2 separate regions of the Homo sapiens genome follow, and region 1 is linked to region 2. A link is an interaction called in ENCODE POLR2A ChIA-PET data of the cell type or tissue named here. Cell type or tissue: B cell. All regions are shown on one strand.

What was found. ChIA-PET counts read pairs that join two places held together with the same protein. Peaks named below come from ENCODE experiments on the same cell type or tissue, not always from the same donor. Only the 100,000 strongest peaks of a DNase experiment are listed, where the experiment ranks them.
Region 1: POLR2A ChIA-PET joins it to region 2 with 8 read pairs; 5 of 35 experiments call an interaction of 5 or more read pairs at or near these places.

The regions. Positions count from the first base shown.
Region 1 is chr14:91,144,833-91,149,832 of GRCh38, reverse strand. All of the region lies in intron 1 of DGLUCY (D-glutamate cyclase), which reads right to left. Among named protein-coding and RNA genes, the nearest start is that of SNORA11B, 21 kb to the right of the region's middle. In B cell, no CTCF peak of the experiment used is centred here; no DNase peak of the experiment used is centred here.
Region 2 is chr14:91,020,173-91,025,172 of GRCh38, reverse strand. The region is part of intron 1 of RPS6KA5 (ribosomal protein S6 kinase A5); the gene reads left to right. Among named protein-coding and RNA genes, the nearest start is that of RPS6KA5, 38 kb to the left of the region's middle. RefSeq lists enhancers at 2,390-2,549, 2,630-2,749, 2,760-2,809. In B cell, no CTCF peak of the experiment used is centred here; a DNase peak (open chromatin) is centred at 2,492; H3K4me3 peaks cover 1,197 bases; H3K27ac peaks cover 4,203 bases.

The DNA of each region.
Region 1 (5,000 bases), 120 kb before region 2:
CTTCAAAGTAAATCTGCTTTTAGTTACTTAGCCAAATAAAGCAACCCAACCAAGTGGCAAAAGTCCAAGGTATGACTGCTAAGGGCAAGAAAGGCCAACCCTTCTGTTTCACAGTTTGCTTGGCCTGTAAAACTAGAGCACACGTGTTTGCTTATTTAGTACAGAGTTTCTGCAACGGGTCCATCAGGCCAAATTCCTGTAACCACAAAATATGATGCACGAAATCTACATGCAGGTTGAGTGTATGATACTGCCAACAGTAAACGCTGAGTCATCGGTTCCATGGTTAGTCCTAATGATAAACTAGGCAGTTCCTTTAAGGATGTTTAGCTACTTCTGGCACTGCACAGCTCAACCAACGGCCTGACCCACAAGCCTACTTCAGGGTCACCATGAGCACCACTCCCTGGTTGGAGAGACTGGGGGCTCCACACATCTCCATCACTGGGAGAGAATTTGCCAGAGTGATAACGACCTAGAGACACCACCTGCATACACAGAAGACAGGCTGAACTAATAGCAAAGTATGCAAACTCTTTGGGCCTCAGTTTCTTTCTTTTCTTTTCTTTTCTTTTTTTTTTTTTTGAGATAGAGTTTCGCTCTTGTTGCCCAGGCTGGGGTGCAATGGCACCATCTCGGCTCACAGCAACCTCCGCCGCACGGGTTCAAGTGATTCTCCTGCCTCAGCCTCCCGAGTAGCTGGGATTACAGGCATGCGCCACCACGCCTGGCTAATTTTGTATTTTTAGTAGAGACGGGGTTTCTCCATGTTGGTCAGGCTGATCTCAAACTCCCCACCTCAGGTGATCCACCCGCCTCGGCCTCCCAAAGTGCTGAAATTACAGGTATGAGCCACCGCGCGTAGCCTTTACTTTTCTTTTTTTGAGACAGGGTCTCACTCTGTCGCCCAGGCTGGGGTGCAGTGGCACAATCACGGCTTACTGCAGCCTTGACCTCCTGGGATCAAGCGATCCTCCTACCTCAGCTTCCTCAGTAGCTGCTACTACAGGTACACTGCACCATGCCTGGCTAACTTCTGTATTTTTTTGGTAGAGACAAGGTTTCACTATCTTGTCCAAGGCTGGTCTTGAACTCTTGAGCTCAAGTGATCCTCCTGCCTTGGCCTCCCAAAGTGCTGGGGTTACAGGCATGAGCCACTGCGCCCAGCAAGGGCCTCAGTTTCTTCATGTCAAATGCCACACATGCAGGACAGACATTTTGTTAGCACCTTCTGGTTCTATCATTTTCGTAATCTGTAACTAAACAATAATTTATGAGTTAATGATGTTATTGAGTTTTAAGTTTTTGGTTGTTAAAATAAATTCCTAGCCAGGCACAGTGGCTCATGCCTATAATCCCAGCACTTTGAGAGGCCAAGGTGGGTGGATCGCTTGAGCTCAGGAGTTCGAGACCAGCCTGAGCAAAATGGTGAGACCCTGTCTTTACTAAAAATACAAAAAAATAGCCAGGCATGGTGGTACACACCTGTGGTCCCAGCTACTTGGGAGGCTGAGGTAGGAATATCGCTTGAGCCTTGGGGGTGGAGGTTGCAGTGAGCCGAGATGGAGCCACTGCACTCCAGCCTGGGTGATGGAGAGAGATCCTGTCTCAAGAAAAAAAAAAAATCCTTTGTTAGAGATGTGTGTATCTTTCTTTTTTGAGACAGAGATTTACTCTGCCATCCAGGCTGGAGTGCAGCGGTGCAATCTTGGCTCACTGTAACCTCCACCTACTTAGTTCAAGCGATTCTCCTGCCTCACCCTCCCAAGTAGCTGGGATTACAGGTGCGTGCCACTGCACCTGGCTAATTTTTGTATTTTTAGTAGAAATGGGGTTTCACTATGTTGGCCAGGCTGGTCTTGAACTCCTGACCTTAAGTGATCCACCTGCCTCAGCCTCCCAAAGTGCTGGGACTACAGGCTCACGTGCGCCACTGCGCCCCGTCTGTGTTTCTTTAATTGAGAATAAAATTACCTTCAGTTGGTTGGTCTGGTCTCAGAATCACACATTGGTCCAGAATTACACTTGCCCTGCTCTGAAGAAGAATGCCACCTGAGAGCACAAATGTATAGAAAGAAATGTACATAATAAAGCCATCACAGAAGCAGATATGATGGGACAGATATAATAACAGATGCCCTTTCAACTTGATCCTCTCATGCTAGGCCTAAAATAAAAGAGTTAGATTTAGTGTGTGTATATATGGGTTACGTTTCAGAAGACATGAAATTGGTCTAAATCTAAATAAAAATGAGCTAAGCTCTGCCTAGGTTCATTTACATTCATCTATCAACAGCCTTGCAGAGATGGTTATGTAAGTGCTACGGGATGGTTCCAGCACTTGTTTCAAAGGGTCTTTCAGTCCATTCAAGCTGCATCCAAAAATAGTTGAGGCTGGGCCCTATTCTGTACTGCCTGTGGCTTCACAAACTGAAAACCACCATATCAGACGTGGTTATGCCCTACCTTGCTCGGCTTTCTGGGTTAGATCCTCTGAAATTTCATTTTATGAGTATTCCTGATTACCAAATGTTCAGAACTCAGCTCCTGCCCCACAAATTCTTTATGACATTGCATAAAACCAGTGACAGTGCCACATCCAGGCAGGATGAGGACCACGCACTCCTAACTATGGAGACAGGAATGCTGGCAGTGCTACTTTTGAGGTCACTGTTGGCCAAGATAATTGCTTCACTAGGCAAAGGCAAACCCCCTTAAGTGAGTTTCCTGAGGACTCAGAGAGGAAGGCCACAGGTGCTCCAGGAGGAGGATGCACCATCAGGGACCTTGGACAATGACAGCAAGACAGTGAGAAGCCTCTGGGGACCATTCTACAGGGGACTTCTTCCCTGGCCGTGCAGCTGACAGGCCCCAGGAAGCAGAGTCCCTGGGCTCTCCCTGGCAGCTCTCGGTGCATTTCCAGGGGAACAGCTTGGCAGCCCCGTGCTGGGTGGTGCGCTCCATCTATTTCTATGGTACCTATCACCATGGTACCTACTTGCTCTGAAAAACACAGCTAAAAACAGAACATAAAGAATAGGAGCACAGTCCGCTTCCCTGCAGTCACCTTCTGCAGCTGTTGTTATGCCTCAAGATTGCTCTCATGGGCCCCCTTCCATTCTGAGTTTCCATGTTTTTGTTGTTTGTGACCTTCAAAAACAAGAGGCTTACTAGCCGCATCAGCCTTGTCTTGGGGACAATGTGTGTGGCCTGAGGCTTCAAAAATGTCCCACTCGTCTTGCTGCAGGTGTACATTCCTCCGGGGGACACAGTCACCCAGGAAGCAGCTCCTCCCAGGGCTTGCTCGGAGCCCCATATGAGATGTTTTCGGGAAAGGGGAAAAAGTGGGAGTGGAGGATGACTGTGACGTTAGTGGGCATAGATGCCCCGAGGAAGGACCTGCGCTTATTCCAACAAAGAGGATCCTAAGCTTTCTCAGGAACATGCTGGAAATTGTGCTCAGGGAAAGATCCACAAGGCCAAATCACTTCTCCAAAGGTTTTCTTTAACTCAACAATTATCCTTCACAGCAGTGCTCAGCCCATCCATGGTAGTCAGACAGAACTTGAGTTCAGATCCCAACTCAGCCACTTGCCAGCCATGTGAGATTAGTGGGCAACCTCTCGAAGGTTAAATTTACTCATTTTTAAAATGGGGCATGGGCCAGGCATGGTGGTACACGCCTTAATTCCAGCACTTTGGGAGGCTGAGGAGGGTGGATGGCTTGAGCTCAGGAGTTTGAGACAAGCCTGAGCAACATGGTGAGACCCTGTCTCTACAAAAATATACAAAAATTAGCTAGGCATGGTAGCTGTGGTCCCAGCTACTCGGGAGACTGATGCGGGAGGATTGCTTCAGCCTCAGAGGTCAAGGCTGCTGTGAGCCATGATCACGTCACCGCACTCCAGCCTGGGCAACAGGGTGAGAGCCTGTCTCCAAAAATAAAAAAGAAAATTAAAGAGGGAAAAGGAAATGGGGATGAGTGTATAGACCTTACAGGGACAAGCCCCTTGCTGTGACCTCGGCCTCCATGGTCATTTCTTAGCTTTCCCATCTACAAAATGGGGAGGATAATGGCACCTGCTTCAAAAAAGCTTTGGGATAGTTCCAGGAGATGATGTATGTAAAGTGCTGAGAGAGCACCGGGTATGTTGCAAGCGCTCAATAACTGCTGGAGATGCAGGTGTGAGGAGGAGGAGGGGGATGGTGGTGACAGTTGGGACAAGGATGCTCTGTGGGTACCATTGGTGTCAACCCCGTCTTGGTTCTCCTAGGCGTGACTTCCTGTCCTCAGTCCTGGTGGAGCGGGTACAAATGGGGCCTCAACTCACAAGTGGACCCCTCCCTCCAGACTCCCAGATGCATTCATCAGTGTCTCTGGGCATAGTGGATGTAGCTGAGGATAAGCTCAGGCTGTGAGGTGGGTACACCATGCAGAAGGGTCATCAGCCCAGGTGCTCGATGTGATACACAGGACAAAGGAATTCTCATGTCCTGGAGAAAACCCCAATGTGGTTACCTGCTTGTCAGCTTTGGAGTCAACAGCCCTGAGGACTCAAGTCCCCTTTTGACAGAGTGGCTCTGGACAAGTCACTTGCCTTTCCTTCTCCATCTGTGAAATGGGGCAGAGAGGGAGGTTGGGAGCATTAAAAGAGAAAACGTAGGAGAAGCCTCCAGCCTAGTGTCAGCACACAGTGGGCTCTCAGCAGCTGTGGGCTCCCTTCTTTTCTAACCCCCCACGCTGAACATTTTAAGGCTGAGTAAATACTCCATTTAATGAATAAAGGATTAGGCTCTATAATAGGAGGAAACAGGCTCATTTCCTGAATTTGCTAGTAATCCGGTAAATGCTGCACTAAAACTCCCAGACTCACACAAAGCCTGAGGCCCCGCAGGCTCCCCACAAGGCCCCTTCCAGCACCCCCAACTCCCTCCCAAATGCTCCATTTCTCACAACTCACTTTCAAGAACAAAGAATGCTCTGCTCTAGCCAAACAAAT
Region 2 (5,000 bases):
CTCGGGGGGCTGAGACAGGAGAATTGCTTGAACCCTGGGGGCTGAGGTTGCAGTGAGCCGAGATCGTACCACTGCACTCCAGCCTGGGCGACTGAATGAGACTCCATCCCCCCTAAAAAAAAAAGTTAGACTGGCATGGTGATGCACATCTGTAGTCCCAGCTATTGGGAAGCTGAGGCAGGAGAATCACTTCAACCCAGGAGGCAGAGGTTGCAGTGAGCTGAGATCACACCACTGCACTCCAGCCTGGGTGACAGAGCGAGACTTGGTCTCAAAAAAAATTTAAAAAAAAAATTGGCTCTATGAAAAAAAGGCGAGAGTCCCCAAAACTTTAGACAAAACACATACAGAAATCATTCTCAGAAAGAGAAAATGTCAGCAATATGTGCCAAAATACAGAACCCTGGTCTGGGACTTGTTAGTTTACACCTGTGGCTAAGGAAAAGGGTGTTAAAGTGAGCAGAACCAGAAGGGGCAGCCTCTGAGAAGCCTTGCATTTAGAGGGGAATCAGATAAATAGAAAAGGGGTTGGTACCTTGGAGATGTGACCAGTGAAGAGAAAGAGAAAATTATACATTTTTGCAGAAACAGGAAAAATTACTAGTTTTTCTCTATCATTCATTAAACAAAGTGAACCTCACTAAACTGTTAGTGACTTTTTATACTTAGAATGCTGTGTAATAAATGCCTAGAAATAGAACAAATTACTACAAAACTACTGTAAAAGGAAAACAGAAAATGCAAATAAAAATATTCCTCCAAATCCAACCATTATGTAGAAAAAAAACAGGAATATAATACTCCAAACTGAATAAATGTCCTGAGACAAGCATTAGATGATATAAAAAGAGAAACATAACACCTGGAATCAGGTATTAAAAACGAAGAAAGAAATGGACAAGAAAAGGGAGGAAATGGATTCTGGAAAAAAAATGACAATGACAATTGATTCTGGGAAAAAAAAGGAAAAGACAGAATTGTATCAGAAATGATGAATATATTTACAAGTTCTCCAAGGAAGAATAGATTTAAATACAAATTTAATAAGGGCATTGAAGAAAAGCAGGGGAACACTTAATTAAATACAGAAAGAAAAAATGTCAGAGAAAAAGTGGCTGAAATGGAGAACAGGCAAAGAAAATGTAACATGTAGAACTGGAGTCCTTAAAGAAGAAAAATTATTCAGCAAATGTAATTCTGAGAATAAAAGAAGACTTGAGTATACACATTGAAATGGCTTACTAGGTACTGGGGAAAATTGATAATGATACAATTATCAGTTCTCATAACAAACAGCTCTGAGATATATCCTATTAATACTATTAGACTTCAATATTGAGTGATATTGTTAGATTTTAATATTTTAAAAAATCCTCAGGGCTTTAGGCAAAAAGATAAAATAAATTATAAACGGAAGGATAGTTAGGTTGGCATCCAACTTCTTAAAAGTGACATACAAAGCAAGGCAGCACTGGAGCAACTTTGTGTTGGTGGTTTTTTTTTAAAGAAACTTAGGGAAAGAAAGTACAAAGCAAGAGTTATATCCAACTAACTGCCTTCAAGATTAAGGCTATAAAACAAAGTTTGAGGTTGGGCACGGTGGCTCATGCCGGTAATCCCAGCACTTTGGGAGGCCGAGGTGGGTGGATCATGAGGTCAGAAGTTCAAGACCAGCCTGGCCAACGTGGTGAAACCCCATCTCTACTAAAAATACAAAAATTAGCCAGGCATGGTGGTGCACGCCTGTAGTCCTAGCTACTTGGGAGGCTGAGGCAGGAGAATCGCTTGAACCCAGGAGGCAGAGGTTGCAGTGAGGAGATCACACCATTGCAGTCCAGCCTGGGCAACAGAGTGAGACTCTGTCTCCAAAAAAAAAAAGAAAAAATTTGAGCACTCAAGAGCTCAGAGAATACCCTACACAGGTAGTCTCCCTGAGGATCTACTAGACAATGAATTTCATCCAAACAGATTGAGAAAACAACCTGATGGTGAGCACTTAATATACTTATTTGTAGAGCTGAGACTAAGGAACAAGGATGGGCCCATAGGTAGAAGAGTAGTACACAAATCTTTTTTTTTTTTTTTTTTTTAGATAGAGTTTTACTCTGTTGCCAGGCTGGAGTGCAGTGGCGTGATCTCACCTCACTACAACCTCCGCCTCCTCGGTTCAAGTGATTCTCCTGCCCCAGCCTCCTGAGTAGCTGGGATTACAGGCGTGCGCCACCATGCCCAGCTAATTTTTACATTTTTAGTAGAGATGGGGTTTCACCATGCTGGCTAAGCTGGTCTCGAACTCCTGACCTGGTGATCTGCCTGCCTCGGCCTCCCAAAGTGCTGGGATTACATGTGTGAGCAACCACGCCCGGACAGTAGTACACAAATCTTAAATTATATTGAATATATATTTGTAATTACATAAGTATGCAAGAGCATAAGTACATGTGCATACTTGTTCCCGATTTTAGTTTCAATTTCAATTTCACTTGAAGTCATAGCAAACATCTAGTTCCTTGAAATGTAACACACAGAAACAGAATCAGAAACCATGCAAACCATGTAAACATTTTCAAATTCAGGCATTTATTTCCAGTCTAAAAATGTGGTAGGAAACTGAGGTAGGACCTGAATTCTTAGATGCTCAACCTTTTTTTTCTGCTTTAACTGCCACCAACCATCCTCTAGTTGCTGCCACTCTGATATTTATTGGAAAGACACAGAGAAGTGAGCAGACAGGTTGTTTCATAAGTGGTTTAGTGATGGGTAGCAGACCAGGCTTTCATACTAGGTAGAGACATGGACATTATTGATATACTTCACATTCCATTGGATCCCCATTATAATATTTGGGTTTCACCATTCAATTTGATCATTATTCTTGTACATCATATTCTTGTTCTGAGTAAGTTGGCTATATGCTTTTTGGTTCATTTGGGATGACTTCAATCAGTAAACAAGTTTAAAGTCAGTTTCACATTCAAATAGTTTCCTGCATGAGGAAATTAAAAGCAAATGGTTACAAGTCAACTGAATAAGGCATTCCTTATAATATTATGAAACACGCATACCACATATGTATACAATATAAGTTCATGTACAGCATAAATATTTGTGCACCAGATTTAAATGTATATAAAATGACCTAAATATGCATAAATATATGATCTAAATATGTATGTCCTAGCTCTGTTCATGAAAGAGCCTAGAAGGCAAGGTACCTCAGTAGCAAGCAGCATACCTGATGCCCAGATCTTGGTTTCTATTAAGATTCCATAAGATCTTATTTCCCATTAAAAGGAATCAAGGCTACTTGTAAGAGAACAAATGAAGTTCTCAAAAATAGAAAGAGAGAAAGAAAAAGAAAAGTAAAGAAAGGGGGCATGTCAGGACACAGAGCCGGCTTTTGAAAGTGCTTCCAGTGACCAAATCTGGGACAACTTGTGCATTAAAATGATTAGGGAAAGGCTGGGTGTGGTGGCTCATGCCTGTAATCCCAGCACTTTGGGAGGCTGAGGTGGGCGGATCACCTGAGGTCAGGAGTTAGAGACCAGCCTGACCAGTATGATGAATCCCTGTCTCTACTAAAAATACAAAAATTAACCAGGCATGGTGGCATGTGTCTGTAATCCCAGCTACTCAGGAGGCTGAGGCAGGAGAATCGCGAGAACCACCATGCCTGGCTTATTTTTTTAAATTGAAATAGAGACGGATCTTACTGTGTTGCCCAGCCTGGTCTTGAACTCCTGGGCTCAAGCAATCCTCCTGCTTCAGCCTCCCAAAGTGCTGGGATTTCAGGTGTGAGTCATTGTGCCTGACCAAGAATGAGTATTAAAGCATTGAAAAAAATGGTGATTCATGAGTAGCCTAATAGATAGGTAGATATCTAAGCAGGAATAAGGGAGGTCTCTTCTCTGTGGTGCAATGCTGACTGATAAACTTGGAAGAAGTGGAAGAGTCAGAAAGTTACTCCATTGTAACCATTATAGTAAGGATTAGTTCAGGCAAGAATTGTCAGTGAATGCTCAATCTAGATAGGACATTTTGATGAAGAACAGCGTATTTTTCATGCCCTAAAATGTGTCCCTATGGATTGCTTTATTTCCCTATTGCTTTATCCACCTATACAGTGGATAAACTGGACATCACTTTAACTGGATGATAAATCTAATGTCATTAATGAGGGACAGACTGATGTTGTATGCTTCGGGTTTGGATACCTGCAAAGCACACATCACCTAAGTATTGAACATGCATAACCTGAATGATGATGAAGTGCCAGTGAAACAAAAAATTATATTTAAATAAAAAACAATATTCCTCAACAAAGTCAGTCCTAAAAGACAGAAATTGAGAAACTTCCAGATGAAATGAGACCTAAGAGACATGACAAAATAAAGGCAATATCTGATTATATACTTGATTATATACTGGATTTTATACTCAAGGAAAAAGTGCTGTAATAATGTATTAGGCTTCTCCAGAGACCAGGACCAATAGGATATATACATACACATACACATATAAACACACACACACACACACACACACACACACACACACAATAGGATATATACATACACATACACATATAAACACACACACACACACACACACACACACACACACACACACACACACACAGTCATTCCTTAGCATCCATAGGAGATTGGTTTCAGGATCCCCTATAGATACCAAAATCTGTGGATGCTCAAGTCCCTTATATAAATTGGCATAGTATTTGCATATAATCTATACATCCTCCTACATACCTTAAATCATCTCTACATTACTTTAAATACCTAATACAATGTAAATTGTATGTAAATTATTGTTATACTGTATTATTTCTTATTGTTGTATCATTATGTTTCATCACTTTTTTTGAATATTTTAAATCTATAATTGGTTGAATTCACAGATTTGGAACCCATGGACATGGAGGGCCATACACACACACGTGTACATGCACACACACACACACACACCCACATAAACACAAATGG